Linked DNA regions of Homo sapiens: region 2 is linked to region 1. Evidence: read pairs that join two places in POLR2A ChIA-PET (ENCODE). Cell type or tissue: PC-9. All regions are shown on one strand. Links, peaks and the distances in the headings refer to the core of each region. The heading gives the core; the rest is flanking DNA.

Region 1 (16,442 bases), core at 8,386-10,885:
TGATTTGTAATTTTTTTCTGAGATTTTAATTTAATTTAATCTTTTTGATGGTCTCGCCCAGGCTGGTCTCCAACTCTTGCGTTCAAGCAATCGTCCCACTTCAGCCTCTTGAGTAGCTGGGACTACAGGCTCATACCACAATGCCTGGCTTCTTTTTCTGTTTTTTTTTTTTTCCTCTTGAGACAAGGTCTCATTCTGTCACCTGGGCTAAAGTTCAGTGGCACTATCTTGGCTCACTGTAGCTTTGACCTTCTGGGCTGAAATGATTCTGTCACCTCAGCCTCCTGAATAGCTAGGACAAGTGTGTGTCATCACACCCTGCTAATTTTTGTATTTTTTGTAGAGATGAGGTCTCACTATGTTGCCCGCAGTGGTAGTCTAGAACTCCTGGACTCAAGCAATCTGCCTGCCTCTGCCTCCCAAAGTGCTGGGACTACAGGCATGGGCCATCATGCTTGGCTTCTTTTTTTTTTTTTTGAGGTTTTGATGGTTGTTGGTGGAGTGGGTGGAGAGGGGAACTAACATTTATTTATTGAGTGTCTGCTTTGGACCAAGTACTCTGTTGGGAGCTTTGCGTAGATTATCTTCCTTAATCCTGTTAACAGTCCCATGAGAAAAGTGCAGATTTCCCCATTTTACAGATAGAAAAAAACAAGGACCCAGGAAACTTAACTAACATATCCAAAGAGACATAGCTAGTAAATGATAAGCCAGGTTTGGAACCTAGATGTTTCTGACTTCCACAGCATTACACAGATATGGAATGGAAGATCTAGACATTTTTAAACATTAAGACAAATTTTGAAGATAATCTCATTACTTATTTTTTATCAAATCAAGTCTTTCCTGTGATTTTTCTTCCTTTCCTTTTCTTGACAGCATCCCCTTTCTACTACTGAAAAGAAGGCCAGTGCTCTATCAGCTATATATTCAGTGGTTTTAAGATCTTTCGGCTAAGGTCAGGGTTTTTGTTCAAACACAGTCTTGCTCTGAAGTGTAATAGAATATAATCAGCAAAAGCAGAGTGGTTGAAGCTTGGAGAATTTCCTAAAATTACTAATAGCTGTAGTACAGCAAGCTCTTAGTCTGAAAACAGAGGAAACACATCATTCCTCACACAGTTTGCTTGTTTTCTGGGTTTTTTATTTGTTTGTTTGTTTTGTTTTGAGATGGAGTCTCAGTCTGTCACCCAGGCTGGAGTGCAGTGGCACGATCTCGGCTCACTGCAACCTCTGCCTCCTGGATTCAAGTGATTCTCCTGCCTTAGCCTTCTGAGTAGCTGGGACTGCAGGTGTGCGCCACTACGCCCGGCTAATTTTGTATTTTTTGTAGAGACAGGTTTTTACCATGTTGGCCAGGCTGGTGTCAAACTCCTGACCTCTGGTGATTCGCCCATCTTGGGCTCCCAAAATGTTGGGATTACAGGTGTGAGCCACTGCACCGGGCCACAATTTGCTTATTTTCAAATAAGCTGTAGTCTTTCAACAATTAGCAAATTAGTATTTGGAATTTGTGTCCACCAATTATTTTTAACTGATAGTTTATTTAGATAATATCTTGATGGGGAAGTCTTAGCATATCAAATGGTTGCTGTTTTAACTGCAAGAATAAAAAGAAACAAAAATGCAATTTAGAAAAGCCATTTTGATTATGCTGAAAACTTACGTGGAAACAGCATCTATCAGAAATAGTAACACTAGGTGCGGTGGGTCACACCTGTAATCCCAGCATTTTGGGAGGCTGAGGTAGTTGGATCACATGAGGCCAGGAGTTCGAGAGCAGCCTGGCCAACATGGAGAAACTCTGTTTCTACTGAAAATACAAAACATAGCTGGGTCCACGTGGTGGTGCGTGGCTGTAGTCCCAGCTACTCTGGAGGCTGAGGCAGGAGAATTGCTTGAACCTGGGAGGCAGAGGTTGCAGTGAGCTGAGTTCGTGCCACTACACTTCACCCTGGGTGACATAGCAAGACTCAGTCTCAAAAAAAAAAAAAAAGAAAGAAAAGAAAAGAAAACAAATAGTAACACTAGCACAGTCTATCGATCAACTAGTTCAACACTCTTAATGCGTGTTCCTAGATAATTTTACATTAGTTTAAAAGTTTCTTTGCAATACTCTGATTTCAAAGAAGTAAACCATATTTACTTTTGTAAGAATCCAGCCTAGAACAAAATTTCATTTATGTAAGCAGAAGCAGTGCAAAAAATATTTATTAGCCGGGCATGGTGGCTCACGCCTGTAATCCCAGCACTTTGGGAGGCTGAGACGGGTGGATCACCTGAGGTCAGGAGTTCGAGACCAGCCTGGCCAATATGGTGAAACCCCATCTCTACTAAAAATACAAAAATTAGCCAGGTGTGCTGATGGGTGCCTGTAATTCCAGCTCCTCAGGAAGCTGAAGCAGGAGAATCATGGAGGCAGAGGTTGCAGTGAGCCGAGATTGTGCCATTGCACTCTAGCCTGTCTGACAGAGCAACACTCCGTCTCAAAAAAAATAATAAAAAAAAAATTATCAAGAGGATTAACAATGAAAAGTTTATAAGGGATTTGTATCTTCTACATAAGAGTTAAATTAGCTTTTAAAAGTTTTAGTACCATGGTTTATGGTTCTGGTGGAGACACCAAGTAGCAGCAATTATTTGTTGCCACTTGACTGAAAATTGTCTCATTTGCTTTGTATTTGTTGGACAATGGGTTTAAGTACATGTAGTGAAGACCCCAAATAACAGGTACTTAAAACAAGATAGAAGTTTATTTCTAGGTCATGCCATGGTCTCAACTAGTACAGCAACTCTGCTTCATGAGGGTATTGGGCAACAGGCCCTTCTACCCTGTTCCTTCATCATCTACTGGTCTGGCTCTTCACCCTTTGTCCAATATAGCTGATTACCACATCCCATTTCACCCATTGGGAAGGGAGAAAGAGAAGGGAAGATACACCCATTCCATTTAAGAGCAAGATCTGGAAGTTGCACACATTCTTTCTGTTGATATCACATTGGCCAGACCTTAGTAATTTGACCGTACCTACCTATGAGGGGACTGGGAAATGTCATCGTCTTCTGAGTAGTTGATTGCCCAGCTAACCATCCTATTGTGGAAGATAAAAGAAGAGATAGGATGGACCACTTATCTCTCTTCAAATCCCTTGGCACACAAACTGCTTGTGGTTGTCTTTTTTTCTTTTACGCTTGGCTTTTATAATGATGTGTCCTGTTTCATGTTCTGTTAAAACACCATGTTCATAATTGAACAAAAACTTCATCCTGAGAAAACTGCATTACAAGAACATTTGTTATAACTAATAAAGGAAGTAAGTAAATCATATTCCAAATTCACAATGCCAAAGTATTTTTAATGCAGGAATTTTAATAAAGTTTTTAAGAATTCTGCAGATACAGCTATAACACCTAAATATAAATGACCAAACCCAACATTTGATTATTTCTAGCTTTTATTCTAGAATAATGATTTTTAAAATTACTACTATCACTGTCACCCTAAGGAATGGTTAGACTGCCTAATATCACATTTCCATATGTTGATAGCCTTGGAAGTATGTTATTTTTTCATAATATTCAGATGTGTGGTGATATTTGTTTGGGGAGTGATGGCAGGCAAAGAATGGTGGGTAGAGTTTTTTTGTTACTAGGAGTAGTGTTTTTTTCCTTTTAATTGCTAGTTTTGATTGTGATTAGTACAATGAGTGAAATACAGGAAATATCTGCTGGAACTCTGAAGTATTATTCCTTGCATTGTTGTCTTTGCTATTTTAGGATAAGGAATGTGTTGTTTCACCCCCCTCCTCCAAGTGAAACTTCAGGAAAGTAAAATTTTCTTTAGTGATATTGGAGATGTAAATATCTTTTTTTTTTTGGAGACAGAGTCTTGCTCTGTACATCCAGGCTAGAGTGCAGTGGCGCCATCTCGGCTCACTGCAAGCTCCACCTCCCGGGTTCACGCCATTCTCCTACCTCAGCCTCCCCAGTAGCTGGGAATACAGGCGCCCGCCGCCATGCCCGGCTAATTTTTTTGTATTTTTAGTAGAGATGGGGTTTCACCATGTTAGCCAGGATGGTCTTGATCACCTGACCTCGTGATCTGCCCGCCTCAGCCTCCCAAAGTGCTGGGATTACAGGCATGAGCCACTGTGCCCAACCTTTTTTTTTTTTTTTGAGATGGAGGCTCGCTCTGTTGCCTAGGCTGGAGTGCAGTGGCGTGATCTTGGCTCACTGCAACCTCTGCCTCCGTTCAAGCAGTTCTCTGTCTCAGCCTCCTGAGTAGCTGGGATTACAGGAGCCTGCCACCACCTCCAGCTAATTTTTTTGTATTTTTAGTAGAGATGGGTTCCACCATCTTGGCCAGGCTGGTCTTGAACTCCTGACCTTGTGACCCATCTACCTTGGCCTCCTAAAGTGCTGGGATTACAGGCGTGAGCCACCGCGCTTGGCCGATGTAAATATCTTTAGGGGGATAATAGACACACAAATTAAAGAGAGAAAGGATTGTATTATCAGCCAAGTCAAAAGTTTTATCTCCTAAACATTGGCGGATAGGTGTTTATAAAATTGCAAGTCATTTATAAGAATCCTTAGGCAGTTTGTCATAGTTCTTTGTTTCACTCTATTTTAAGTGCTTTCTTGCCTGCTAAAGGATATCAGCTCTTGTACTACCGAAATGCCCTGGACAGCTTTCTGTTACAAATTTATAGCTGCGAGATCATTTTTATTCTTTTTGGTTGCTTCTCCACCCTTCCTTGAGCCTCTATTCCTAAGAGTGTTATTAACGTTTAACATTTATTCTTTTGCTGAGGCTGCATTGAGGGGCGTGGGTTGTTTTTATTTAATCTTTAAAAATAGTAACCACCAGCTAGTTATTTAAAATTTTGCCAGGAAAAGAGGAACCAGAAGCAGCAGCTGACTGTCTTTGTTGACTGTGTGATCCAGAGCAGACCCAGTGGATTTGGGAGCTCCCTTTCCCTCCCCACCACTGCCTCCAGTGGTTTTATTCTCTTTTTACCTACCCCCAGTACTAGATCCCTTCAGTCGCTCTTTCACCCCTGAACTTCCACCACCACCATGTCCCCCAAAGCCATTCCCTGGACCAGCAATAATTTATTTAGTCTCTGCCCCTCTCTCGGGCTTTTAGCAAGAAATGCCCAAGAAAACTTCAGTTTTAGCATTTTCTTTACAGTCTTCTATATTCTTGATCACTTGTCGTTGCTTTTGTCTTTATGTCTAGGTGCAAAGTAAGAAAAGAAAAGCAGATACAGGCCAGGCGTGGTGGCTCTTGCCTATAATCCCAGGACTTTAAGAAGCCAAGGCAGGAAGATTGCTTGAACCCAAGATCCCGCCTCTAAAAAAGAAAAAAAAAAAAAAGCAGATATCTTGGCCAGGGGAGGTGGCTCACATGTGTAATCTCAGCACTTTGGGAGGCTGAGGTGGGTGGTACCCCATCTCTACAAAAAATTAGCAGGGCATTGTAGCATGCCCCTGTAGTCCCAGCTCCTCAGAAGGCTGAGATGGGAATGGGTCAAGGCTGCAGTGAGCTGTGATTGCACGACTGCACTCCAGCCTGGGCCACAGAGTGAGACCCTGTCTCGAAAAGAAAAGCAGATAGGGAAATAGGCAAGGAGAATTAGCCTAGGAGGAACCTTTACACCCTCCTGAGGGCCCTTCTGTGATTTCTTTCAGCATTCTTTCCTTTTGGAATCGTGTTATTTCTTCTTGAGGGTGACATCTTCTGCCCTCCCAAGATGAATTCTGAGTATATTTTTCATAATAACTTTTTTTTTTTTTTTTTGAGACAGTCTTGCTCTGTCCCCCCAGGCTGGGGTGCAGTGGTGCCATCTTGGCTCACTGCAACCTCTGTCTCCCAGGCTCAAGTGATTCTCCTGCCTCAGCCTCCTGAATACCTGAGATTACAGGTGTGCGCCACCATGCTGGGCTAATTTTTGTATTTTTATTAGAGATGGGGTTTTACCATGTTGACCAGGGTTGTCTTGAACTCTTGGCCTCAAGTGATCTGCCCGCCTCGGCCCGCCAAAGTCTTGGGATTACAGGCGTGAGCCACCACACCCAGCCTTTCCCATAATAACTTTGAAAAGTTATAGAAATTAGGCTGATAATACTGCACAATTATTTATTCAACAGTATTTATTGCTGATTGGTTGATTACTGATTAATAAATACTTGCTAGCCTGGATCATTGCTTCCTTCCATCCTCTTTTCCTGTTACACCCCAGCTCTATGTTATTCAAACCATCATCTTTCTCCCAGGCACTACTGGAGACAGTCACTAAACTGTGGAACATAACTAAAAACATTCTGTTCTCCCGTCTCCCTTGACTCTCAGCACTGCCTAGCACAGCATGTGCCTCCCGTTACTGTAGTGGCAACTCTGAATATCTTTACGCAAACCCTCTCTTCCAACTCTTCATTCCTGTCACAAAGACCTTAGAGAGGCAGCACTGAGAGGTAGGTAAGAGTTTGGATGCTGGAGCCAGACCATCTGCTTTGAAGCTGTCTCTCACAGTGTTGTGTCCTTGTGCAGGCCAGTTAATTTCCCTGTGTCTCACTTTCCCATCTGGAAACTGAGACTCATAATACTCTTCCATGGAATTGTTTTGAGGACTATATGGATTAATGTATGTGATTGCTTAGATGAATGGTACCTAGAACGAAATAGGCAGTGAATGAATGTAGAAGGGAAAATAGACAAGAAAACCTTTACTCTGATTCCTGTGCAGAAAGAAATTTAGAGGTCATTAAGCCAGAGTCCTGTCATCTTCTGTCCTCACTCCCAGTGCTCCAGCACCTACCTATACCTCCCTACCGATCCTTACCCTTTTTCGTAGAGAAAAGGTATCTCTAAAGTCCTGCAGTGCTTTAAACCTTTGATACATCCTGACAAACACAGAAAATGATAATATTTGTTCAATACAGTGGGGTAAAAAGAGTGCCTGTTTGAGGTGACTGGCCCAAGGCTTTCAGTTCCCTGAAGCTCAGCTAAACTGCCCTAAGGGACTGAGTATTAACATTTCCACACCCATAAAGCACTCACAGATCAGCGCAGATACCACATTCCCAGCCCATGTTGAGAAGCCCTGGCCCTAACCACTGACAACACTAACCCTTATCGAACTTGTAATTAAATCATTAATTATAGAATTCTTTTCAGATGTCTATGCTGGAAGAAACTATAAACTTCATCACTATGCCTATAAATGTTGGGCCCATGTCCCACTAAAGTGGTGGCTTGTATGTAGGAAGTTCTTAGTGTTTGTTGGTAGAATCGGTATCTTTCTAATAGCTGTCTTTGTAACTTACATATTTGTCCATCTTTAAGAAAAAGAAAAAAATAAAACTCACCTGCTTTGACTCTAGCCTTCTGTAATACTACCCCATATCTCTTTCCCTTTTTAACAAAACATTGAAAGAAGGAAATCTATTGCTGTCATTTCACCTCTTACTCATTCTTCAGTGTCCTAAATAATCTGTTTTCTTCCTTCACTGTTCCTTTAAAACTGTTCTTAACTGGGCTACTGATGATCTACCTGCCAAATCCAGTAGTTATTTTTTGATCCTTATTTTATATTTGTGACAGTGTGCACTCATCTTCTCCTCTCTGCCTCCATTTTCCTCATTCTCTCCTGGTCTCCCCACTGTGTGTCATCATCGTCTCCATTTCCTCTGCCTGTTCTTTAAATGTTAGTTTACCCCAGGATTCCTTTTCTGGTTGCCTTCTTTCATGCTGCATTCCTTCTGGGTGATATCATTCACACCCAAGGCTTCAGCTACCACCTCCTACGCTTGATGGTTCTAAAATCTATATATCCATTCTAGAGTTTCTCTCTCCTGTTGCCTGCTGGATATCCTCCCTTGTTTTTGACTTGCCATATGTAACAGTGCCAGACAAATGGCATTCATCCAACGTTGAGCTAAAGCAGTCTTAGAGCCCATGAGATCCTTATTCCTACAGATGAAGAGACTGAGGCCCAGAGACGTATAGTGGCTTGCCCAGTATCAGATAAATAGTTTGTAACAAAATGGGGAGGAAAACCTAAGTCTCTGGACACTGGGACTTGAACACAAGTTTATAAACCTATGCCAAACACAGAATGGTGATGTTTACTGCCTCATTGGAAAAACCCTTTTCCACTTTGGCCTAAGCGACCTGCTTTTGCGATCCCCATGCTGTGGCAGTGGCAGTATTCTCCTTACTTGTGTTTTTCCCTGTCCATCTTTGGTTTCCAGAGCAGTATGAATTGGCTACCAACAAAATTCTTCATCTCTTTAAAAGCTTTCACTTTTTTTGCGCCTGCCAAAGGAGATACTTAGATTTTGATCACTGTTAATTTTATCTAGACTATTGATAAAGAATGCCTGGCACATGCACCATTTAATTCAGATTCAGTGATTGGTATAGATACTATTACTTATTGCCTGGTTTTTAAAAATTGCTCCAATTGATGCAAGAATAAAAGCAGAATAGTTGGAAGATAACTAGCTGTTAACACTAGAAACAGTTTTCTAATCTTCAGAGAAAAATTACCAAGATAAAGGGGGAAAGAAGAAGCAATAATGAAAATTACTTTTCCGCACCCCCTCCCCCGCCATTTCTTTTTTTTTCTAGAAGTTTGGCAACATTCATAATTAGATGCACGTAGCACTGTTTTGTGCATAATAGCATGGTTTATTTACATACATTTACATATATGCATTTTAACTGATCTCTGCTCATTTCTGGTTTAGATATTTGTATACTCCTCTTTGAGACATCAGTTTTCCTTCTTTTAGGCCCTTAGCATCCAAAGGCACTAACTTTGTTGGCTCTTAGTGCTGAGTCTAGTACCATGATCTGAGTCTAGCACTGTGGAGCAACTTTAGTGATACTTGATGCGTTGTATCTTATTTTTTTAAAAGAGAATTTACCAACCCAGAATTTTCTAGATAATCCTTTTAAAGATAGTTATTCTTAGGACTTAAGGGTGGGGTTGGGGCTGGGGAGTTGTCAACTAAAACAAGTTGAGTATGTGCTGTGTGCCAGGGACTTTTGCATTTATTCTCTCATTGAAGACTCATCATAAACACTCAAGGTAGGAGTTATTCCAGTTTTACCTATTAGGAAACTAAGGCACAGAGTTGTTAAGTAACTTGTCAAGAAGCAAGTAAAACAGCAAACTCAGCGTTCGAACCCAGATCTGTTTCATGCTAGAACCCGTGCTCTTTCTATTGACTGAACCATCCCCTGGATTCCTCCTGTCCCTTTGACACCTCAGGTCATTTGTAGAGCAAACTTCTTCTTTGCAGGCATGGTTTTTCTAAGTGGACAAATAAACATACCTTTTGCATTAGATGGATTAATTTAACCAGCGCCTGATGATGAGACTTACAGATCATTTTCTCAGTGTTTTACTTTGTTGCTTTTTGTTTGAACTTGCTTGGTGCCTTAGGTGAAATACCATTTGTAAGAAGTCACATATGTTTGACCTAGAAAACAGGGCTGTGCAGCCAAAGCAATTCTATGGTTTGTGTTTGAGGAGAAAGCAGTCTGTGCTTATTCTCTAGTTCTTGACATGGAAATTGTCTAGTCATTGTCCTAAATGAGGTGAGAGGATCTCTACTGAGAATGGAAATTTGAATGTCCTAGAGTTAATTTCCTTGAAAAACCGTTTGTAAGATTAGCAAAGTTGAGTTAAAACTATAGCTTTTATAGACTGCCGGTTGAAGACTTTTAGAACCACTTATTTTATTCCAAAAAAATTAGATACAATAAAAATTCTCATCTTCTTTCAACAGATTGTAGTAGTTTAACAGAGCTTTATTTCTGGCTAAACTATGAAAATGTTATGTCTTTTTACTCTTTTCATCATAGGATCAATTCTACCTCTGTGTAGAAAGAAACTACAGAGAGTTTTTAAAATAATTCAAGGTTGTAAATTCTTTGGAGTCCTGTTGGACACTTTCAGTAAGAAACAGCAAGAGAAATAGGGGAAGACAGAGGCCAGGAGCTGGTTTAATTGTTAAGGTCCTTGTTTTGTATGACTGTGAGCTTCATTTTGTATGTTTGTGAGCCTTTCTAGATCACCTCTGGAAGGAGGATATTTGAAGATGGGCAGCTGCTATATATATTGCATTGGATGGAATTATCATTATGAAGAGAACATGATAAAATATAATAATGAAATTTTTGTCTTCTAGCCAGCTTCTCCTGGATAGTATTCACATCCTCTGCCTTTTTCAGCTTTGCTTTAAGATTGCTCTCATTCACATTCTCAGCTATATTTTTATCTCTTTCTCTTTATTTGTCTACTTGTATCCCTCATGTATGAGTAGTGATAACCCTAGTCTTACTCCCCATCTCCAGCCATAGCCAACATGAACCACCTTCCTGGTCTAAAATTTACATTTAAAGGATAGAATAGGATGATTAGGTTCAGGTATAGATTTGAAGATGTTGGCCATATTCTATGTAAATGAATATTTAGTAATGATGTATAATGATCTTTTTGCTTTTTTTTTTTTTTGAGACGGAGTCTCGCTCTGTCACCTAGGCTGGAGTGCAGTGGCGCGATCTCGGCTCACTGCAAGTTCCACCTCCCGGGTTCATGCCATTCTCCTGCCTCAGTCTCCCGAGTAGCTGGGACTACAGGCGCCCGCTACTACACCTGGCTAATTTTTTGTATTTTTAGTAGAGATGGGGTTTCACCGTGTTAGCCAGGATGGTCTCAATTTCCTGACCTCATGATCCACCTGCCTAGGCCTCCCAAAGTGCTGGGATTACAGGCGTGAGCCACCGCACCCGGCCTTTTTTGCTATTTTTAAAACACCAGTTGGACACAGTTTCCACAGTTGGCTGTCTGGTTTAAAAGATGAAAGGGGTCAGGGGCAGTGGCTCATGCCTATATTCCCAGCACTTTGGGAGGCCAAGGCAGGTGGATCACTTGAGGTCAGGAGTTGGAGACCAGCCTGGCCAACATGGTGAAACCCTGTCTTTACTAAAAATACAAAAATTACCCGGCAGTGGTGGCATTTGCCCATAGTTCCAGCTACTTGGAAGGCTGAGGCAGGAGAAGCACTTGAACCCCAGAGGTGGAGGTTGCAGTGAGCCAAGATTGCACCACTATACTCCAACCTGGGCAACAGAGAGAGACTCCATCTCAAAAAAATAAAAGATGAAGGAGATTAAAAGAGACAGTTCAGCCAGGGTCCTGTTGAGGAGCAGAATTGTTAATACATTTTCGAAAGTCATCTGTATTTTGAAGTGATTCATAGTAATTGCTTATGTTGTTTGTTTATGGACAACAGGTTTAATTTTTTTAAATTGCATCTGATTTAGGGGCCACCTACAAATAACAATGGACAAAGAACAGCAAGAAAAAGGCCAGAGATTCTAGTCTAGCTTAGGCAAGACATTTAACTTTTCACATCTCAGTTTCTTGTTCTCATGAAGGTAATGCTTTTTCCGTTTATTGAAGAAGGTTTTCAGCCAAATCAAATGAATTGATGTCAGAATGTTTTGAAAAGTTAAAGAATAAAAAATTTAAAAGAATGTTAGATTGGTGGTGGTGTTATATAGTGCCATTTTTTGAAGAGTGAAGTAAATTGATGGGTCCATGAGGTGACTATCAACCCTCAACGTCAAGTGTCTGAGGATTTCGTGGTGAGGCACAAACGGCCAAGTCCTACCTCAGGTTAGGCTGCAGGAGTAGCAGCAGGGCCATCTCTGTTCATCGGTGATTGAAATTACAGCTTCTGTGTCTGTTGTTCCAAGCATGCCACTCTTTTCCAAACTCTGGGTTTGATAAACTGTGCATTCACCCTCAGTGTCTCTCTCTCCTGACGATCATCCTTCAAGACCTAACCCAAGAGCAACTTTTGTGATGTTTTCTCAATCTTTCTGAAGTAGAATTTGGAGCGTCTCTGTAAAAATGAATATATGGTGGTGTTTAAGAGCAGGGGCTCTGGAGCCATTTCTGCCTGGATTCAAATCCTGATCACAGCACTTACTAGGTGTGACTGTAGGCAAATTGCTTAAACTTCTGTGCCTCACTGTCCTCACCTATAAATTGAGAAAAATGATGATAATATCACCTGATAGGGCTGTTGTGAGGCTCTTGGAACAGAGACTGATACATAGGAGGCCCTTGATAAGTGTTATTTTACTTATATGTTCTTATCGAGTATTATAATTTTCATTACCATTCTCTCCTTGCTCCCATGGGACTTTGCAAATAATCTTGAGTGTAGCACTTGTACTTTTATTGTAATATTTGTTTAGACTGGGAACTCCTTGAAGGCAAAGATACTATTTTATTTGTCTTTGTTTAATGACCTGCATATCATCCATTCAGTGCTCAAAAATGCTTTTCTTTCCTTCCCAAAGTCCCCCCACCCTCTATCACCACCCCTGACTGCATAGCTGTGACTTTAAAGCAGGGTTGCATGGCATATGCTCTTTTATTTCCACTGGGGCAGAAAGTTTATGGCTGCAGCTGTAACCCTTGCTCTCTGTCCATTAAGACTGCTCCCGATAGAAAAAGTTATACATATGACTTGATGACCCTCCAGAATTTTTCAGATGTTGTGTTTATTTAGCCCCTAATTGCTCAAGGTACTGCACAAGGTCATAAATGAAAGTTACTTAGCATTGCCACATTTCTTGGGAGATAGGAATCCTGAACAACTACCAAACATGGCCATGCCCATACAGAGCCAGTCAGCAGCAGAGTACAACTAGCAAACCACTAAGTGACTGTATCGTTAGGAATTTATATCACCTTTCTGATAAGAGAATGAAAAGCCAGACCCAAACCAAATGTCGTCTGCTCCGTGAAGCATTCCTTTCCCTACTCAGGCCAAGATCGTGATGCTTCCTTCTGGGTTCCAGAAGGTGCTGCATTTGTGTACGTGTCTCCCATGGCGCTTAATTATAGAGTGTTAGTCATGTTTGTTTGCCTGTGCCTCTTCTCTGCGACATAATTGTCCCCACTTGGCCAGTAGGGTAGGCTTTTAGTAATGTTTGTTGATGTTATTTTCCATAGCCCAGACCCTATATTTTAAATCACAATGAAAACTTTGCAAGGGAGAGACTGTTCCCCATTTCACAGATGTAGAAACTGAGGCTCTGCTGAGCGCATTGGTTCACACCTGTAATCCCAACACTTTGGGAGGCCAAGGCAGGAGGATTGCTTGAGCCCAGGAGTTTGAGACCAGCCTGGGCAATAGTGAGACCCTTGTCTCTATAAAAAAAACTTTTTAAAAATTAGCTGGGTGTGATAGCACACCCATCTGGTCCCAGATACTCAGGAGGCTGAGGCAGGAGGGTCACTTGAGCCCACAAGTGAGCCATGATCATGCCACTGCACTCCGGCCTGGGTGACAGAGTGAGACCCTGTCTTAGAAAAAGAAAGAAACAGATTTATCAAGAAATAAAACTTGTCTAGAGTCCTTTTGCCTCAGATGTGGTTCTGTCTAGCTCAGACCCTTGAGCTCTTCACCACAGCAGTGTCACCCACCTGACTGGTGTAAATACACACTAACTGCTCACTACTTATGCGACTGTTCTCCCTACCACCTTGTGGCTTTTAGGAGGCTTGGGTGGCTGGCAGGCTCACGCACGCCTCCTCACAGCCCTCTCTCAATCAACTTGAAGATGATTTGTGGGCCACTTGTGCCAAGCTGTTTTCATTGATCCCAGGTGGTGAGGAAAGAAGTTGGAAACATAAGTCCTTTATACTCAGCCTCACACATGTGTCTTTCTGTATGTCTGCTGCTGGCTGCTGAAGACTGTGGTAATTCTGATGCAGCTGGACAGTCTCACAGCGTGTGGGTCGCAGACTCGCCACGACCATTCTCTTGTTGGTTTAGGTCAGTGTCTTCATACAAGGCTCTATGCCTGCCTCCACTCCTGCCAAGCGCTGCAGGCACCTGGACAAAAGACGTTACTCTAGTGGGAGGGGAAGGCTAATCCTCCCTGTATTTATTTCTCAAAAAAACTTGAACAACAGGTTTACCTTATATGCCATTTTAATGCAAATTTTATATAGGTATCATTATGATTCTCCTTTTTGTTCTATATGCCAGATGGCAAAAAGTCTGTTCTGAGTAAGAAAGCCTGTGGTGTGACTCAGTGTCTGAGCTCCAGAGGTTCTGTGCTCTCCCTTGTGGCTGGATAGCCCAGCCAGCATTCTTCCCCCTCCTCCCAATCAGTTCCCTCCTCACATTCAGTCTGCAGAACCATCCAGCATACACCAGACAGGATTCCTCACTGCAGCAATTTCCAAACTTGCCTGGCTTTAGGACTCATTGGAAGATGCTTGTTAGAAGTAGAGATTTCTGGATCTTAATCCAGACTTAGTGCATCAGAGTCTCCATGGGAGGGGTCTGGGAATTCGTATTTTTGCAAGTTCCTTGGGAGAATCTTAAAAATTGGACAAGGTTGAAAAACATTGCTTTAGTGCAGCAAAATCTGTGTAAGTACAGGTGGTGAGGATGATTTAAGAGCACAGACTATAAGTGGTGGCAACCACAGAAATGTGAAATAACAGATTCTCACTGATTTCTTTCTGTCTGGTCTTGCCCTCTAGCTAAGGGATGTATCTATATCTGGCTTGGAGTTCTTAGCTTTTAGTGCCTTGTGATTTATATATTATTCCTCTCTTCAGGCAGTCCAAGCATTGCTTTTTTGTTCACCTTTAAGATCTAGCTGTCAAGTTTCGGTAAACTTCTGGTCCACTAAATTCCATTCCCTGAGCCTTTCAGCTCTTGCTAAAGAACTCTTTTTCTCCCATTTCTAGTTTTCCACCAAGTACACATGTCTGTTTGATTTATTATTCTCTCACTGCCTCCATTTTATTAATTCATTCAGTCACTTGTTCAACAAGCGTCTATTGTGCCAGGCTGTGGGTGGGCTACAGTGATAAACAAGACACAATCCCTGCCCTCAAGTGCACAGTCTAGTAGGGAGACATGGGGTGTAAACACATAATTAAAATACCAGTGGGTGCTAAGTGCTATCACAGATATGTATGCAGATTTGTAGGCGCACTAGGAGGAAGTAGTGGAAGGCATCACAGAGGGGTGACTTTTGAGCACAGGGTCTTGTAGTCAGAAAACGGGGAGGGGGAGCATTTTAAAGATACTGTAGGCCTAGCATTGTAGTCCTCGCATTCTCACTGCAGCTCAGCTTCTTCCAGGTCTCCTTAATTTCTTTGCTCGTTTGTGGATCTGATGGAGCTAATTGGCATGGCTGAACTAGACTGTCTTGATTGACCTCTTTCAAAACCTGAGGTGGTTAGTAGTTGATTAATATCCAGGATGCCAAATCTAACAGATTGTCCCACGATCATTTACTGACATTGCCTGACTGAGACTTAAGCACTGAAGAAAGCTTTTTAAAGGCCTTTCACTTTGTCACTCTGCCAGATGTGTTCTGAGCCATCAGAAGTGGCCTTTGTGCCAGGGTAGGGGGTGGAGGTAGGAGATCTTGTGAGTGGCGAATGGAACAGAAGAATGCTTTGGTATTTCTTTTACAATAAAAGACATGGTTTCCTGTTTCTAATGACGGTTTACTTGGTAGGCTTCTGTACCCCTGTTAGCTGTATTTACTGTTTGAAATTCCCTGAAGTCTTGAGTTGGCTGCTTTGAAAAGGTTTAATTAATTATTTTTTAACAAAAATTCAGTTTCTGTATTTTACTAGGGAAACAGATGAAGGACCATTGTGATTAAATTTGTATAGTGTAGTAAGTAGTCATGATTGAAGTTTTAAAATATTTATTGTTTCTTGAAATAATGTTCATTGCAGAAAAATTAGAAAATAAGAGCAAGAAGGAAAAGAAACTATAAAACCACTTCATAATCTTGCAAGCCATAACTAACCACTGTTAATATTTTGGTGGGTAAACATGCACACTTTTCCAGTGCATACACAGAAAAAAATTTTACATGTGTGCAAACACATTATTCCTTTTTTTTTTGAGATGGAGTTTCACTCTTGTTGCCCAGGCTGGAGTACAGCGGTGTGATCTCAGCTCACCGCAGTAACCTCTGCCTCCTGTGTTCAAGCGATTCTCCTGCCTCAGTCTCCTGAGTAGCTGAGACTACAGGCACGCGCCACCACTCTCAGCTAATTTTTGTATTTTTAGCAGAGACAGGGTTTCACCATGCTGGCCAGGCTGGTCTCGAACTCCTGACCTTAGGTGATCTGCGTGCCTCGGCCTCCCAAAGTGCTGGGATTACAGGCGTGAGCCACCTTGCCCAGCTATTTTTTTTTTTTTTTACCCCATCTAATGACCTATCAAAAATATCATTCTTAAAATTGAATATACTGTGTAAACCACCTTGTTAGCAAATATACACCTATGGACCGTTCGTTCTTAGAAAGATGTGTACTTTTGAATTAATATAAATCAGGCTTAGTTTTTAAAAATCAAACTCTA
Region 2 (16,442 bases), core at 9,318-11,817, 220 kb before region 1:
ATTTTTCAGTTAGACAGGAGAAATAAGTTCAAGAGATTTATTATACATCATGATAACTATAGTTAATAACAATACATTGTATACTTGAAGATTGCTGAGAGGAGATATTAAGTGTTCTCACCACAAAAAGAAATGTGAGGTGGCCAGGCATAGTAGCTTACGCCTGTAATCCCAGCACTTTGGGAGGCCAAGGTGGGTGGATCACCTGAGGTCAGGAGATCGAGATCAGCCTGGCCAACATGGCGAAACCCTGTCTCCACTAAAAATACAACAATTAGCCAAACCTGGTGGCACCCATCTGTAATCCCAGCTATAGGGAGGCAGGAGAATCGCTTGAACCTGGGAGGTGGAGGTTGCAGTGAGCCAAGATCATGCCATTGCACTCCAGCCTGAGAGACAGAGTGAGATCCTGTCTCAAAAAACAAACAAACAAAGAAACAAACAAAAAAGATATGTGAGGAAATGCATGCATTAAGTAGTTGGATCTAGCCATTCCGCAATGTATAAATATATCAAAACATAATGTTGTACACCACACATAAACCGTTTTGGTCAACTCAATACAGAAAAAGAACATTTTGGCCGGGCTCATGCCTGTAATCCCAGCACTTTGGGAGGCTGAGGCAGGCAGATCACTTAACGTCAGGAGTTCAAGACCAGCCTGGCCAACATGGTGAAACCCCGTCTCTGCTAAAAATACAAAAATTATCCAGGCATGATGGTGCGCACCTGTAATCCCAGCTACTTGGGAGGCTGAGGCAAGAGAATAGCATGAACCCAGTTTGGGGGTGGGGGGGTTAGGGAGAGGTTGCAGTGAGCCGAGATCGTGCCACTGCACTCCAGCCTGGGCAGCAGAATGAGACTCTGTCTCAAAAAAAAAAAAAAAATTCAACTTATGATTTCATCCCAGATGGATATTGGAAAAAACTTTCAGTTTTTTTTTCTATTCTATTTTTTTCTATTCAGCAAAACAGTTATCAACTTATTAACACAGAAGACTTCCATGATCAGACCAAATGTGGGGTCGGAGGAGCAGATTCTCCCCACCACCAAGCAGGGAACCATTTCTGCAATGGACATCAGGTGGGTGTCTTTTATTTCAATTCAGACACCATCTACCTAGATACAGTGTCAGATCCCATAGGTCGAAGCCTCAGTCCCCAAAACTGCCCCCACTCAGACACCAGTCACAAATCCAGGCCTCCAGAACTTCTGACCAATCAATTTCAATTTGGCATTCCTAAGACTCCCTCTTTTGGTTGGATTAATTTGCTGGGGCAGCTCACAGAACTGGTTTATTGAAGAGATGCTAGGGCAAGGTATTGTGGAAGGGGAATGGAGCTTCTGAAGCAGCTACATTGTCTCTGTTGTATACCTGGGGTTCATCATCTGGTACCAGGAAAATTTAGGACACGAATACACACTAGGAGTTTAGGAGTGGAGGTTTAATAGGCAGAAGAAAAGAGAAAGAAAAACAGCACTCTCAATAAAGAGAGGGAGATCTTCCCAGAGGAAAAGACCGGCTGGTGGTGGATGTGCTAGATTTTATAGTGTGGCTTGAGGAGCTGGTGTCTGATTTATGTAAGGCTCACAGATTGGTTCAATCAGATATGATGTTTACATAGTGCATATGGAAGGCTGGTTGCTTCACCCTAATATTACTATGCAAATGAACTCTCCTTGGCCGGCACCACGTTGTCTCCTCCTTACTGTACACAAGGCTGGCAGAGAAGGAAAGATGGAATCGCCCTCTTGAACATGTCTAGTCCCTAGTTTCTGCTGGCATTCACCCCTGCAAGCTCCCAGCTTGCTGCTCTGTGTCTGCAGCTCGACTTTACAGGCTGCTCTTTGTTAGAAAATGATTTGGGGCTGCTTTTCATTAAAAAGAAAAGCCTTACCAAGGACTCCCATACCCTCACTATCTGCCTACGTGATTTCTTCTTAACTCCTATATCACTTTCATATTCTCTCTGGGCACACCACTCTCCAGGAACCTCCATGTGTTCAACTCTCTGTAAGCTCTCCAAACCCTGTCCTTTGGGTTTGTATGGAGGTTTGATTACATAGTTATGGTTGATTAAACCATTGGCCGTAGATAAGCAGCTTGACCTTCAGCGGCTTTCCCCACCCCTGAAGGTTGGGGGGTGGGGTTGAAAGTCCCAACCCTCTAATCAGGGCTTTGTCTTTCTAATGACCAGTCCCATCCTGAAGCTAGCTGTCAATCATTAGCATACAAAAAGACATCACTTTGGAGATTCCAAAGATTTTAAGAATTGTTATATTTCACAATATCCCAATGGAATAACAGGGTCAAGGTTTATCCTTTCAGCCAGGCGGGCGCAGTGGCTCACACCTGTAATCGCACACTTTGGGAGGCAGAGGCGGGAGGATCCCCTGAGGTCAGGAGTTCGAGACTAGCCTGGGCAACACAGTGAAACCCCCCTCTCTACTAAAAATACAAAATTCAGCCAGGTGTGGTGGCACATGCCCATAATTCCAGCTACTTAGGAGGCTGAGGCAGGAGAATCGCTTGAACCTGGGAGGCGGAGGTTGCGGTGAGCTGAGAATGCACCATTGCACTCCAGTGTGGGCAACAAGAGTGAAACTCCGTCTCAAAAAAAAAAAAAAAAGATGTATCCTTTCATCCTGTCAACTAAGTGACAGTTGACAGTTACCTAAAAGGATTAATGAGAACAATTCACAGACCTCACCTAGGAAGGGGCAATAGTTTCTCCCTAGGAAAAATTAATTTCTTAAAATACAGTGCCTGGGCACAGTGGCTCATGCCTGTAATCTTAGCACTTTGGGAGGTCGAAGCGAGCAGATCACTTGAGATCAGGAGTTTGAGACCAGCCTGGCCAACATGGAGAAACCCCATTTCTACCAAAAATACAAAAATTAGCTGGGCGTGGTGCATGCCTGAGGTCCCAGCTACTCGGAAGTCCGAAGCGGGAGGATCACTTGAGCCTGGGAGGCGTAGCGTAGGTTGCAGTGACACGAGATCGTGCCACTACACTCCAGCCTGGGCAACAGCAGAGGGAGACTCTGTCATTTAAAAAAAAGAAAAAAGAAAAAAAAAATCAGGTGTGATGGCTCATGCCTGTAATCTCAGCATTTTGGGAGGCTGAGATGGGAGGAACACTTGACTTCAAGAGTTAAAGACTAGCTTGAGCACAATAACAAGACCTTATCTCTACTAAAAATAAAAAAATAGGCTGGGCACTGTGGCTCACTCCTGTAATCCCAGCACTTTGGGAGGCCGAGGTGGGTGGATCACCTGAGTTCGGGAATTTGAGACCAGCCTGACCAACATGGAGAAACCCCGTCTCTACTAAAAATACAAAATTAGCCGGGCATGGTGGTGCATGCCTGTAATTCCAGCTACTTGGGAGGCTGAGGCAGTAGAATTGCTTGAACCTGGGAGGTGGAGGTTGCAGTGAGCTGAGATCGCGACATTGCACGCCAGCTTGGGCAACAAGAGCAAAACTCCATCTCAAAAAAAGAAACTTCCTTGGGCCAGATGGTTTTGCAGGTAAATTCTACCCAACTGGCAAATTAATATACTCCTGAGATAGAAGACCGAAGCTGTATCGCTGGCCTTCCCAGATAAAAGCAAACTACTTCTGGTGGGCCTTATTGACAGATTGGAAGAAATAATCATTTGCCAGATCATAGCGGCATACCAGGAACCAGGGAATGTGTTAATTTGTTCAAGCAATGAAGCCACATCTGGTACAGAAGCTGTGACTGGACTTAGTACCTAGTTAAGCTTACAATAATCCACTGTCGTTCTCCAAAATCCATCTGTATTCTTTACAGGCCAAACAGGAAAGTTGAATGAGGATATGGTAGAAATCACCACTAAGGAATCTTTGAAGTCCTTGATGATGGCACTAATTCTTCCAGGAATGGGATATTTGTTTTATTTTTACTGTTTTCCTAGGTAGAGGCACTAGTGGCTCCTATTTGGCCTTTCCCACCACAGTAGCCCTCACTCCACAGGTAAGGGAGTCAGTGTGGGGATTCTGTCAGCTGCTGAGTATGTATATTCCAATTACACATTTTGGACCTTGTGAAATAACCACAGGATGGGTTTGGGGACACACTAGTTTCACTGTGAGATGGGCCTGAGCTAAAGCTTTTTTGATTAATGGGTAGACCACAATAACATTTTGGATCTCCTGGGATTAATGTCAGCTCAGAGCCAGTGCCCAGTAGTCCCCCAAAAGGTCTGATTATTTCCTTTTTCCCAATGCACACTCTGTTACAAGGTCAGCAGAAAAAGTAATAGTATACAGGTAGACCCAGGGTCCTTCTTCAAGAGAACTTGAGGTCCTGTTCACTCAAGGAGCTCTGAGTCTGTCAACTGGCTCAAGTTTGGGAATTGACTGATGGACTCTGACTCGTTTTCATGATTCATGATTCAGGTATTTATTTTCATTCGACCGAGGAATTTCCTACTTGTTCAGATTAAGTAAGAATTTAGTAGGCTTCCTATCTATTCATTTCTGGGAACATCTTGATCAACTAGCCAATGCCATAGGTCAGTGTGAGTCAGACTATTTTGATTGCTGCTTTCCTGCTGCTGTCCATTACAGTAATCATATCCACCTTGCCTTTGGTGGTTGGGTGCCACTACTGGGTCCCAGTTAGGTTTACAAATTCAGTGACTACAGTTCCCACTGTTAAGGTCTGAACTCTAGAGAAGAGTGATCACAGAGCTCTTCAAGGATGCCGGGGCTTCCTTCACTACATTTTTTCTCATACTATTGGTGAAAGGGCCTAGCACAATGGCTCATGTCTATAATCCCAGCATTTTGGGAGGCCGAGGTAGCCACCACCCCTGGCTAATTGTTGTATGTTTTGTAGAAACAGGGTCTCGCCATGTTGCCTAGGGTGGTCTCAAACTCCTTAGCTCAAGCAATCCTTCCACTTTGGACTCCCAAAGTGCTAGGATTACAGCCATGAGCTACCATGCCCTACCTCCTTTTTTTTGTTTTTGAGATGGAGTCTTGCTCCGTTGCCCAGGTTGGAGTGTAGTGGTGCGATTGTGGCTCACTGCAACCTCCACCTCCCAGATTCAAGCAATTTTCCTGCCTCAGCCTCCCGAGTAGCTGGGATTACAGATGCCTGCTACCATATCTGGCTGATTTTTGTATTCTTAGTAGAGATGGGGTGTCACCATGTTGGCCAGGCTGGTCTTAAACTCCTGACCTCAGGTGGTCTGATCCACCCTTGTCGGCCTCCCAAAGTGCTGGGATTACAAGCATGAGCCACCATGCCAGGCCTTATTTTATTTTTTTATTTTTTATTTTTTATATATATTTTTTGAGACAGAGTCTCGCTGTCACCCAGGCTGGAGTGCAGTGGCGCGATCTTGGCTCACTGCAACCTCTGCCTCCCAGGTTCAAGCAATTCTCCTGCCTCAGCCTCCCAAGTAGCTGGGACCACAGGTACCTGCCACCATGCCCGGCTAATTTTTGTGTTTTTAGTAGATATGGGGTTTTACCATATTGGCCAGGCTGGTCTCAAACTCCTGACCTTGTGATCCGCCTGCCTCAGCCTCCCAAAGTGCTGGGATTACAGGTGTGAGCCACCACGCCTGGCCTATTTTATTTTTTTGACAGTCTCACTGTCTCCAGTCACCTAGGCTGGAGTGCAGTGGCTCGATCTTGGCTCACTGCAGCCTCTGCCTCCTAGGCAGATTCTCATGCCTCTGCCTCCCAAGTAGCTGGGATTACAGGCATGGGCAACTGCAGCTGGCCTAGTAGTTTATTTTTTAAAATGAACATTTACTACCTTTAGACTTAGCCATTCCAAGCTTAGGTATTTATTCCAGAGAAATGAAAGCATATATCTGTATAATGACTGGTACATGAATGTTTATAGCAGCTTATTTGTAATAACCCAAAACCAGAAACAGCCCATGCCATGCCATGCCATGGAAAAACACTCAACAATAAAAAGGAATCAACTATTCATATATGCAAAAGTGTGGATGAATCTCAAAATAATTATGCTAAGTGAAAGACGTGAGGCAGAAGAAAGTAGATACTGTATGGCTCCACTTATATAAAATCTAAAATATGCAAACTAATATACAGTGACAGAAGCAGATTGGTGGTTAGCTGGGGATTGGGGGTGGGGGGCAGGGAACAGCATGTGGGAGGGATTATAAAGCAGCATGAAGAAACTTTTGGGGGAAATGGGCAAAATCATTATGTCGATGTGGTGAAGGTTTCACAGGTTTGTTGTTTGTTTGTTTGTTTGTTTGTTTGTTTGTTTGTTTTGAGACGGAGTCTCGCTCTGTCGCCCAGGCTACAGTGCACTGGCGCGATCTTGGCTCACTGCAAGCTCCTCCTTTCCGGGTTCATGCCATTCTCCTGCCTCAGCCTCCCGAGTAGCTGGGACTACAGGCGCCCGCCACCACGCCCGGCTAATTTTTTGTATTTTTAGTGGAGACAGGGGTTTCACCGTGTTAGCCAGGATGGTCTCGATCTCCTGACCTTGTAATACGCCCGCCTCGGCCCCCCAAAATGCTGGGATTACAGGCGTGAGCCACCGCGCCCAGCCGGTTTCACAGGTATTTATGTATATCAATAGTTTTTTTTTGAGACGGAGTCTCGCTCTATTCCCAGGCTGGAGTGCAATGGCGCTGTCTTGACTCACTGCAACCTCCGCCTCCTGGGTTCAAGCAATTCTACTGCCTCAGCCTCCCGAGTAGCTGGGACTACAGTCGTGTGCCACCACACTTGGCTAATTTTTTTTTTTTTTTTTTGGTATTTTTAGTAGAGACGGGGTTTCACGGTGTTAGCCAAAATGGTCTCGATCTCCTGAGCTCATGATCCGCCCGCCCCAGCCTCCCAAAGTTCTGGGATTACAGGCGTGAGCCACCGCGCCCAGCCAGTATCAATACTTGTATACTTTTTTTTTTTTTTTGAGGCGGAGTCTTGCTCTGTCACCCAGGCTGGAGTGCGGTGGCGCAATCTTGGCTCACTGCAAGCTCTGCCTCCCGGGTTCACGCCATTCTCCTGCCTCAGCCTCCCGAGTGGGTGGGACTACAGGCGCCCGCCACCACGCCCGGCTAATTTTTTGTATTTTTAGTAGAGACGGGGTTTCGCCGTGTTAGCGAGAATGGTCTCGATCTCCCGACCTCGTGATCCGCCCGCCTCGCCTCCAAAGTGCTGGGATTACAGGTATGAGCCACCGCTCCCGGCTCGATACTTGCATACTTTTAAAATGTACATTTTGGCTGGGCGCGGTGGCTCACTTCTGTAATCCTAGCACTTTGCGAGGCCGAGGCGGGAGGATCACCTGAGGTCAGGAGTTCAAGACCAGCCTGGCCAACATGGTGAAACCCTGTCTCTACTAAAATACAAAAATCAACCGGGCATGACGGCGGGTGCCTGTTGTCTAGTCTCAGCTGCTCGGGAGGCTGAGGCAGGAGAATTGCTTGAGCCTGGGAGGCGGAGGTTGCAGTGATCCGAGGTGGTGCCATTGCACTCCAGCCTGGGTGTCAGAGCGAGACTCCATCTCAAAAAAAAAAAAAGTGTATTTTGGGCCAGGCGTGGTGGCTCAAGCCTGTAATCTTAGCACTCTGGGAGGCTGAGGCAGGCAGATTGCTTTAGCTCAGGAGTCCAAGACCAGCCTGGGCAACATGGTGAAACCCCATTTATACAAAAAATACAAAAATTAGCCAGACGTGCTGGTGTGTGTGCCTGTAGTCTCAGCTACTTGGGAGGCTGAGGTGGGAGGATGGCTTGAGCCCCGGAGGCAGAGGTTGCATACATTTTATGGTATGCTAACTGTACCTCAATAAAGCTGTTAAAAGCAAACACTGTGTTATTGTTGCTAGTTGCCAGAAGTTGGAACAGGAGAAAGTCTGTGTGAGGAGTGGGAATTTATCGATATTTAGCACTCTTTTTTTCTGTGAGGCAGAGTCTTGCTCTGTCACCCAGGCTGGAGTGCATTGGCACCATCTCGGCTCACTGCAACCTCTGCCTTTCGGGCTCAAGTGATTCTCTTGCCTCAGCCTCCTGAGTAGCTGGGACTCCAGGCAGGAGCCACCACACCCGGCTAATTTTTTGTATTTTTAGTAGAGACCGGGTTTCACCATATTGGCCAGTTGGTCTTGAAATCCTGAGCTCAAGTGATCCACCTGCCTCTGCCTCCCAAGATGCTAGGATTACAGGCATGAGCTACTTACCACACCTGGCCAAGCACTCTGTTTTTTTGTTTTTGTTTTTGTTTTTTAAAAGAATATATAAAATGGGCTGGACGCAGTGGCTCACGCCTGTAATCTCAGCACTTTGGAGTGGGGGTGGGTCACAAGGTCAGGAGATCAAGACCATACTGGCTAACATGGTGAAACCCTGTCCCTACTAAAAATACAAAAACAATTAGCCAGGCTTGGTGGCCGGTGCCTGTAGTCCCAGCTACTTGGGAAGCTGAGGCAGGAGAATCACTTGAACCCAGGAGATGGAGGTTGCAGTGAGCCAAGATCGCGCCACTGCACTCAGCCTGAACAATAGCATGATAGTCTGCCTCAAAAAAAAAAATCTATTTATCTATCTATCTATCTACCTATCTACCTATAGAGAGAGAGAGACAGAGGTCTTACTATGTTGCCCAGACTGGTCTTGAACTCCAGGACTCAAGCGATCCTCCTGTCTTGGCCTCCAAAGTGCTGGGATTACAGGAGTGAGCCACTGTGCCTGGCTAACACTCTTTTTTTTTTTTTTTTTTTTTTTTTTTTAGAGATAGAGTCCCTCTGTCACCAGACTGGAATGTAGTGGCACAATCTATAGCTCACTGTAACCTCAAATTCCTGGTCTCAAGGGACCTTCCCGAGTAGCTGGGACTGCAAGTGCATACCACCACTTCCTGGCTAATTTTTAAATTTTTTCTAGAGACAGGGTCTTGCTTTGTTGCCTGGGATGGTCTCAAACTCCTGGGCTCAAGTGAGCCTCTCACCTTGACCTCCTAAAGTGCTGGGATTACAGGCATGAGCCACTGTGACCAGTTTAGCTTTCCTTAAACATAGGAAAGAACCCCCCCTTAATCAATTTCATCAAACATGACTGATTTTTGTTTGTTTGTTTGTTTTTGAGACAGGGTCTCGCTATGTCACCCATGCTGAGTGGGGTGCAGTAGTGCAAGCATGGTGCTCACTGCAGTCTCCTGGGTTCAGGGGATCCTCTGGCCTCCCAAGGAGCTGGGACTACAGGTTTGAGCTAACATGCCTGGCTAATTTTTTTATTTTTAGTAGACAGGAGGTCTCCTTATGTTGGCCAAGCTGGTCTAGAACTCCTGGGCTCAAGAGATCCTCCTGCCTTGGCCTCCCAAAGCATTGGGATTACAGGCATGAATCGCTGTGCCTGGCCTGATTTTGTTGTACTGCGAGAGAATAAAATGCAGTATAACCTTAATTGTTTGGGGGTCTATTAGATTCTTATGTATTTATTTATTTATTTATTTTTCTAAAAATATAGATGGGGTCTCACTATGTTGACCAGGCTGGTCTCTAACTCCTGGCCTCAAGGGATCCTCCCATCTCAGCTTCCCAAAGTGTTGGGATTACAGGCATAAGCCACCGCACCCGGCTGACATTATGTAAACACTCTTTCTATTCTCCTTGAATTTCTCCTAATTTCTCCTTGAAGTGTACAGGGAAAATAAAAGGAGCTAGAATTCAAAGCCATCTAAATTCTATCTGGCTAATAGCTGTTTGATAAAACCTCCATAGGGAACAAATGAAAACTTTTTTTTTTTTTGAGATAGAGTTTCGCTTTTGTTGCCCAGGCTGGAGTGCAATGGTGCAATCTTGGCTCACCACAACCTCCACCTCCCTGGTTCAAGCAATTCTCCTACCTCAGCCTCCTGAGTAGCTGGGATTACAGGCAAGTGCAATCATGCCCAGCTAACTTTTTGTATTTTTAGTAGAAACGGTGGTTTCTCCATGTTGGTCAGGCTGGTCTTGAACTCCCGACCTCAGTGATCCGCCCGCCTCGGCCTCCCAAAGTGCTGGGATTACAGGCGTGAGCCACCATGCCCGGCTTGATTTATTTCTTAAATGGCTTTATTAAACCTGATATAAAGAGATTAATGTCAAATTGGAGCTTGTTATATCCACAGTCGGTGTCAGGTGAAATTGTCATTTGAAGTCAAAGCTACCCTAAATACAGTCAAATATCATGAAAGTGATTTCTAAAATAAACAAAAATGTACTTGGTCACAGAAAGTTTAAAAAGAAAATTGCAGTCTGTAAACTTCAGATTCACTACCTACCTCTCTGGCTCGATGGAGCTGTGCGCGCTCAATCCTAGAGATGATATCCTTTACTGAGAATGGGATCTCAAGGTTAGGGAGCATCAAAGGACTAAGGATATTTTGGGGCTCTCTTCTCATGATGGTGGAATCCTTGATGCATTTTTCTGATTCAGGGTCATTGTCTATCTCATTTTTCATTTTGAAGAACATTTTGAAAATGTGGGTGATTTCGTTTTATTTCTTCTTTTTCACAGAATCTACAAAAATGCTAATAAAGATATCCAGTAGGAAGCTAGGAGAGGTCTTTCCTGATCCTAGAAGTTGTGGCATACTCTGCTACTAATTGGTGGCTCCCATGATATTCCCGTCCTGTTGATGTCACAATAGACCCATTGTGACATTATCATTGATCAAACATGTAAAGAATGCTTACTATGTGCAGAGAACTGGTCATTCTATATGCTGCCATGGTAGAAGGGTGAGGGGGGAAGGAGGGTAGGAAATAATAGACAACAGGAATGCTAAAATAAACAGAAGATATAGCCCTGCTTAAATAAGCTTAAAATCTAGATGTGTTGGCCGGGTGCAGTGGCTCATGCCTGTAATCCCAGCACTTTGGGAGGCCGAGGCAGGTGGATCACCAGAGGTCGGAGTTCGAGACCAGCCTGACCAACATGGAGAAACCCCGTCTCTACTAAAAAAAAAAAAATACAAAATTAGCCATGTGAGGTGGCACATGCGTGTAGTCCCAGCTACTTGGGAGGCTGAGGCAGGAGAATCACTTGAACCCGGGAGGCGGAGGTTGTGGTGAGCCGAGATCACGTCATTGCACTCCAGCCTGGGCAACAAGAGTGAAACTGTCTCAAAAAAAAAAAAAAAAAAATCTAGGTGTGTCAAATATAACTCCTGGTTCTTCTCTCTTCCTGGGGTTTTGCTTAAGTATTTTTAAGCCTGTAATGGAATAAAGGTTACAACTACTTCCTCAGCTGCCCCTTAACTTTTCCTAGACATGTAGTAACTTGGATGATATCATTTGGATGAAGTAACTTGGATGATATCATTTGGATGAGGATCACACTCTTTGCACTGCTTACTCTTTTTTCTTTTCTTTTCTTTTCTTTCCCTTTTTTTTGGAGACAGAGTCTCACTTTGTTACCCAGGCTGGAGTGCAGTGGTGTGATCTTGGTTCATGGCAACCTCTGCCTCCCAGGTTCAAGAGATTCTTGTGCCTCAGCCTCCCTGAGTAGCTGGAATTACAGGTGCGCGCCACCACGCCTGGCTAATTTTTGTTTAATATTTGCTTCCAATTTTTTTAATAATAAAAAAGCATTACAGAAGGTTGAAGTCCTCTTTGATGTCCCCCACCCCTGGTTCCTTCCTTCCCCACTGTCCCATTCCAGAGGAAATGACAATCATGAATTTTACATATTTGTGTTATCTATTTTTACATAGTTTTACTACAGGTGTATGTATTGTTTTTTCTTTCTTTCTTTCTTTCTCCTTCCTTCCTTCCTTCCTTCCTTCCTTCCTTCCTTCCTTCCTTCCTTCCTTTCTTTCTTTCTTTTTTTTTTTTTGAGGCAGAGTCTCACTCTGTTGTCCAGGCTGGAGTGTAGTAGTGCCATCTCAGCAGACTGTAACCTCTGCCTCCCAGGTTCAAACGATTCTTCTACCTCAGCCTCCCGAGTAGCTGGGATTACAGGCATGCGCCACCACACCTGGCTAATTTTTTTTTTTTTTTTTTTTGAGACGGAATCTCGCCTGTGGCCCAGGCTGGAGTGCAGTGGCATGATCTCGGCTCACTGCAAGCTCCGCCTCCCAGGTTTGCTCCATTCTCCTGCCTCAGCCTCCCGAGTAGCTGGGACTACAGGCGCCCGCCACCACACCCGGCTAGTTTTTTGTATTTTTTAGTAGAGACGGGGTTTCACCATGTTAGCCAGGATGGTCTCGATCTCCTGACCTCGTGATCTGCATGCCTTGGCCTCCCAAAGTGCTGAGATTACAGGTGTGAGCCACTGCACTCGGCCTACACCTGGCTAATTTTTTATATTTTTGGTAGATATAGGGTTTCACTGTGTTGGCCAGGCTGGTCTCAAACTCCTCAAGTGATTCACTCACCTCGGCCTCCCAAAGTTTAGTTGTCAACTAAACTAAATTTGCATTATTCTTTCTCTCTCACTTGCATCTTTTATGCAGCATGGAATTCATCAATCAGCAACTAGACATGAAGGCTTTTCTTTGAGACAAAATCTCACTCTGTCACCCAGGCTGGAGTGCAGAGGCACGATCTAGGCTCACTGCAAGCTCCGCCTCCCAGGTTCACGCCATTCTCCTGCCTCAGCCTCCCAAGTAGCTGGGACTACAGGCGCCCACCACCACGCCCGGCTAATTTTTTGTATTTTTAGTAGAGAAAGAGTTTCACCGTGTTTGCCAGGACAGTCTCGATCTCCTGACCTCGTGGCCTCCCAAAGTGCTGGGATTACAGCCATGAGCCACCACGCCTGGCCATGAAGGCTTCTTAAAGTCAATTTTTAAATCCTGCTTCCCTTTCAATTCGACAAGCATTTGTTGAAACACTATGCAGCTTACATTATCCTAAACTGAAGAATATATGATAGGGTTCCTGTGAAGAAACTAAAACAAAAAAGAAAAGATTTAAGATAGAATATAATAATCAAGTGCTAATAAGGGACACGAAGAAGAGATCTGTAGAAGCAGAATCTTTGAGAAAACCTTATGGAGAGAGAAGGTTGATTGACAAATGGAGGCAATCCAGGTAGGGGCAACACCTTGAGCCATGGCTTTGGCGGTGAGTGCTAATGAGTTTGCATCTTAGGGGGAAAGTAAGGAGATTGGTTTAATCACTGAGATGACTTCACGGGAATTTACTGAGGACCACATTAGGGTGGGCCTGAGATAACAGATATCAGCAATTTGGTGGTGGAATTAATTTGGTATCTGAGGAGATTCCATTTGCGGCAAAGCAAGGAGGATTTCATGAGATCAGAATGGCAAAGTCTTGAAATCAAGTAACAGTGGTTTGGTGAAAATGAAACCTTCACTTTGGGAAGATTTTTTAAATAATAGAATGGAAAAATCCATTGGAAAAGATCAAGACATGATTATTTCATTTTTATTTATTATTATTATTTTTTAGAGACAGAGTCACACTCTGTCACCCAGGCTTGAGTGCAGTGGCGTGATCTTGGCTCACTGCAACCTCTGCCTCCCAGGTTCTAGCAATTCTCCTGCCTCAGCCTCCCACGTAGCTGGGACTACAGGCACACACTGCCATGCCTGGCTAATTTTTTGTATTTTACTAGAGATGGCATTTCACCATGTTGCCCAGGCTGGTCTTGAACTCCTGAGCTAAGGCAATCCACCCGCCTCGGCCTCCCAAAGTGCTAGAATTACAGGCGTGAGCCACGGTGTCCGGCCAATTTTTATTCGTTACTATTATTATTACTATATTTGAGACAGAGTCTCACTCTGTCACCCAGGCTGGAGTGCAGTGGCGCGATGTTGGCTCACTATTAACTCCACCTCCTGGGTTTAAGCGATTCGCCTGCCTCAGCCTCCCGAGTAGCTGGGATTACAGGTGTGCACCACCACACTTGGCTAATTTTTGTATTTTTAGTAGAGATGGGGTTTTACCATGTTGGCCAGGCTGGTCTTGAACTCCCGACCGCAAGTGATCCGCCCGCCTCAGCTTTCCAAATTGCTGGGATTATAGGCGTGAGCCACCCTTCCCAGCCAAGACATGATTATTTCAAAAGATGAGTGTTTGAACTAGGACATACAAGTGGGAGCGATCTATCCTACTACATATTGCTAAAGACAATAAGGAATTTGGACCATCTAACAAAAATTATAGATAATTTTAAAAATTTTGTTTTTATTGTATTTCGTTTGAATTAATGACAGAACGTCAAAGAAGACACTGTCCAGATTAAGTGTTATTACTGGTATATTAAGCGGTGACATGGGTAATTAATTCAAATGAGCCTGGGGCAAAGTTCTTTAAAGGGAAACCCGACCTCCTAGAGGGCTTCTTCAACTGTAAAATGGGGATGATAATAATAGTGTTTATTGCATAGAATTGTTTTAAGATCAATTAACATAAAATGCTTAGTATAGTGCCAAACACAATGTAAGCATTTAATATACATTAGCTGCTATTAACATATTTGCTAGTATCATAGTTTTTTGTTTTTTTTTTCTTGTCTACTTTTCTTCTGTGAGCCACCACTTTTCGGCAGGGTTGGTTTGTTCAGTACACTTCGCCAAGGTCGGCTTTAAAAATCAAATCTAGATTGTGAACTATGAAAACTGCGGAATTATCAGTGCTGTGTAGCTATCTGACAAGTGATAAAATGTGTCATTACGATTTTTACACATCCCCGTGCCACAGAATGGCGTCTCCTTCTAATCGTTCCCCCCGACAGATGATAGTACATCCCACACTGCTGCTGGAAAAGATAGTGCAAAAGTTGAGCGCGCCGAGGGCTCTCTTTTCTCCCGGAAACAATTTTTCCCTAGACCCGGAAGCAGTTGTTGTTTCAAGGGAGGTGGGACTGGGCGGGTCAGGCCGCAGCGGCTGACGGCAGGGGAGGAGCCGGGTCCACTGCCGGGTGGAGGGGCAAGGCGAGTGTGTGTCCTTATCCTAGCAATTGGGGCGCGGGCCTGTGAGCCAGTTGGAGTTGCGGCGGCGGGAACGATTGGGCTGAGCAGAGGACGACATGTTGCTTTTCGTGGAGGTGAGTGCATTATGCTAGTCTCGTCCTGCTCTTAGGAGAGCAGGAGTGTAGAGGCGCCGGCCGGTCCCACCGCCATGTGACTTTCCGGGCCGTACACGCCGCGGAACCGGCAGATAGGCTGACACAGCACCTGGGCCGAGCAGGCCTGCAGCTTCCCTCTGCGCGCTCACAACACTCTAGGAAGCTATGGGAGGTGAGGCCCGTAGTGGAGAAGAATTGAAGGAGAAAAACGGAGGGCTGTTCTGGTGTGGCGGTGAGGTTCAGAGGAAGGGGAAAGTGTCCCATATGGACCTCCTAAAGGAGGCAGCATTGGGGGGTTGGGGGGCGGAGTCTGAGGGAGGAGAGGGTAATCAGGTGGGCGCGTTCCGGGGGCCGAGCGCGGCCTCGCGGGGCCCCTCTGGGAGGGAGGCGAGCAACATGTGGGGCCACGGATGGAGAAAGGTGAAATGCGGTAAGTATTTTGAAAAGAAAATTGAAAAGTTCTTTTGAGCAACTTCCACCAAATTCTGCCCGGGCCCCGTCCCTAGGTCTCTGGAACGTTCTGTGGGTGAAAGCGAGTTACTTTGAATCGAGGAGAAGCCAGTAGGGTTTGGAAGCCTTGAAAGGCACCGCTTTGACCTTTTGTAAAAGTTACTCAAGCAGCAGCTGCGTGATGAAGGGTTGGTTCTATGAACCGATTAAAAGCCCTTTACAAGGAAAATTCCAAGAATGAGGGAAACTTATTCCGGGAAAAGCCGTTTTTTGTAATGTTATTTGAACAATGAGACACTTTTATTACTTAAACTAGAACGTCTGCTGTTGGCCTATTTTAGTTTTCAAGATAGAGTTGGATACCTGCCTTACAGAAATACGAAATTTAATTTCCCTTAATTCTGTCCTCTTGTGTGCAGTGAGCGTCAGCTGACTGCCTGGCTAATGCTTTGAGTAGATTCCAGATCATATTGTTCTTACATTGTGAAAACGTCAAACCAGCAAAGCTGCAACTTCGCAACTTGGCATTTGTTAACTATGCCCATAAGAAGAATCTTTTCAATGAGGGAAGGAATTTACGGGTTGTATAATGAATCTAGGAGCCGGGGCCAGCCTATGGCAGATTTTTTTTTCCGGGTTGTGGGAAAATCTTACTCCGTAATATTCCAGCATAAAGTAAATAAATGATTTTACGGTTTTTTTTTCTCTTTAAACTAACTGATATTGTGTCGCCGATAAGCTTGATATCTTTAAATTAGTTTTTTAAAAGACTGCTACATTAGAGTGTATCTAACATTCATAATAAACATTCATTGGAACATTCCGGGGAAATCATGAAAAGACTTAAAATTACTGAACTCATTCTGTTTACTGTTTTCTGTCCTCATTGTTGTTTTCCTTAGGCAGAATAAGAAATCAGATAAGATTTTAAGCCAGTGCCAGCCAGTT

What was found. ChIA-PET counts read pairs that join two places held together with the same protein. Peaks named below come from ENCODE experiments on the same cell type or tissue, not always from the same donor. Only the 100,000 strongest peaks of a DNase experiment are listed, where the experiment ranks them.
Region 2: POLR2A ChIA-PET joins it to region 1 with 9 read pairs; 1 of 35 experiments calls an interaction of 5 or more read pairs at or near these places.

What each region holds. Positions count from the first base shown.
Region 1 is chr12:50,606,646-50,623,087 of GRCh38, forward strand. All of the region lies in intron 1 of DIP2B (disco interacting protein 2 homolog B), which reads left to right. Among named protein-coding and RNA genes, the nearest start is that of DIP2B, 110 kb to the left of the region's middle. RefSeq lists enhancers at 4,851-5,352, 5,353-5,852, 13,969-14,158. In PC-9, for the core only: no CTCF peak of the experiment used is centred there; a DNase peak (open chromatin) is centred at 9,426; H3K27ac peaks cover 2,313 bases.
Region 2 is chr12:50,386,006-50,402,447 of GRCh38, forward strand. It overlaps FAM186A (family with sequence similarity 186 member A), which reads right to left and starts at 10,604. Exons shown (of 8, transcript NM_001145475.3): 1 at 10,288-10,604. The coding sequence starts at 10,479. LARP4 (La ribonucleoprotein 4) reads left to right here and starts at 14,880. Exons shown (of 16, transcript NM_052879.5): 1 at 14,880-15,023. The coding sequence starts at 15,006. In PC-9, for the core only: no CTCF peak of the experiment used is centred there; a DNase peak (open chromatin) is centred at 10,666; H3K27ac peaks cover 2,043 bases.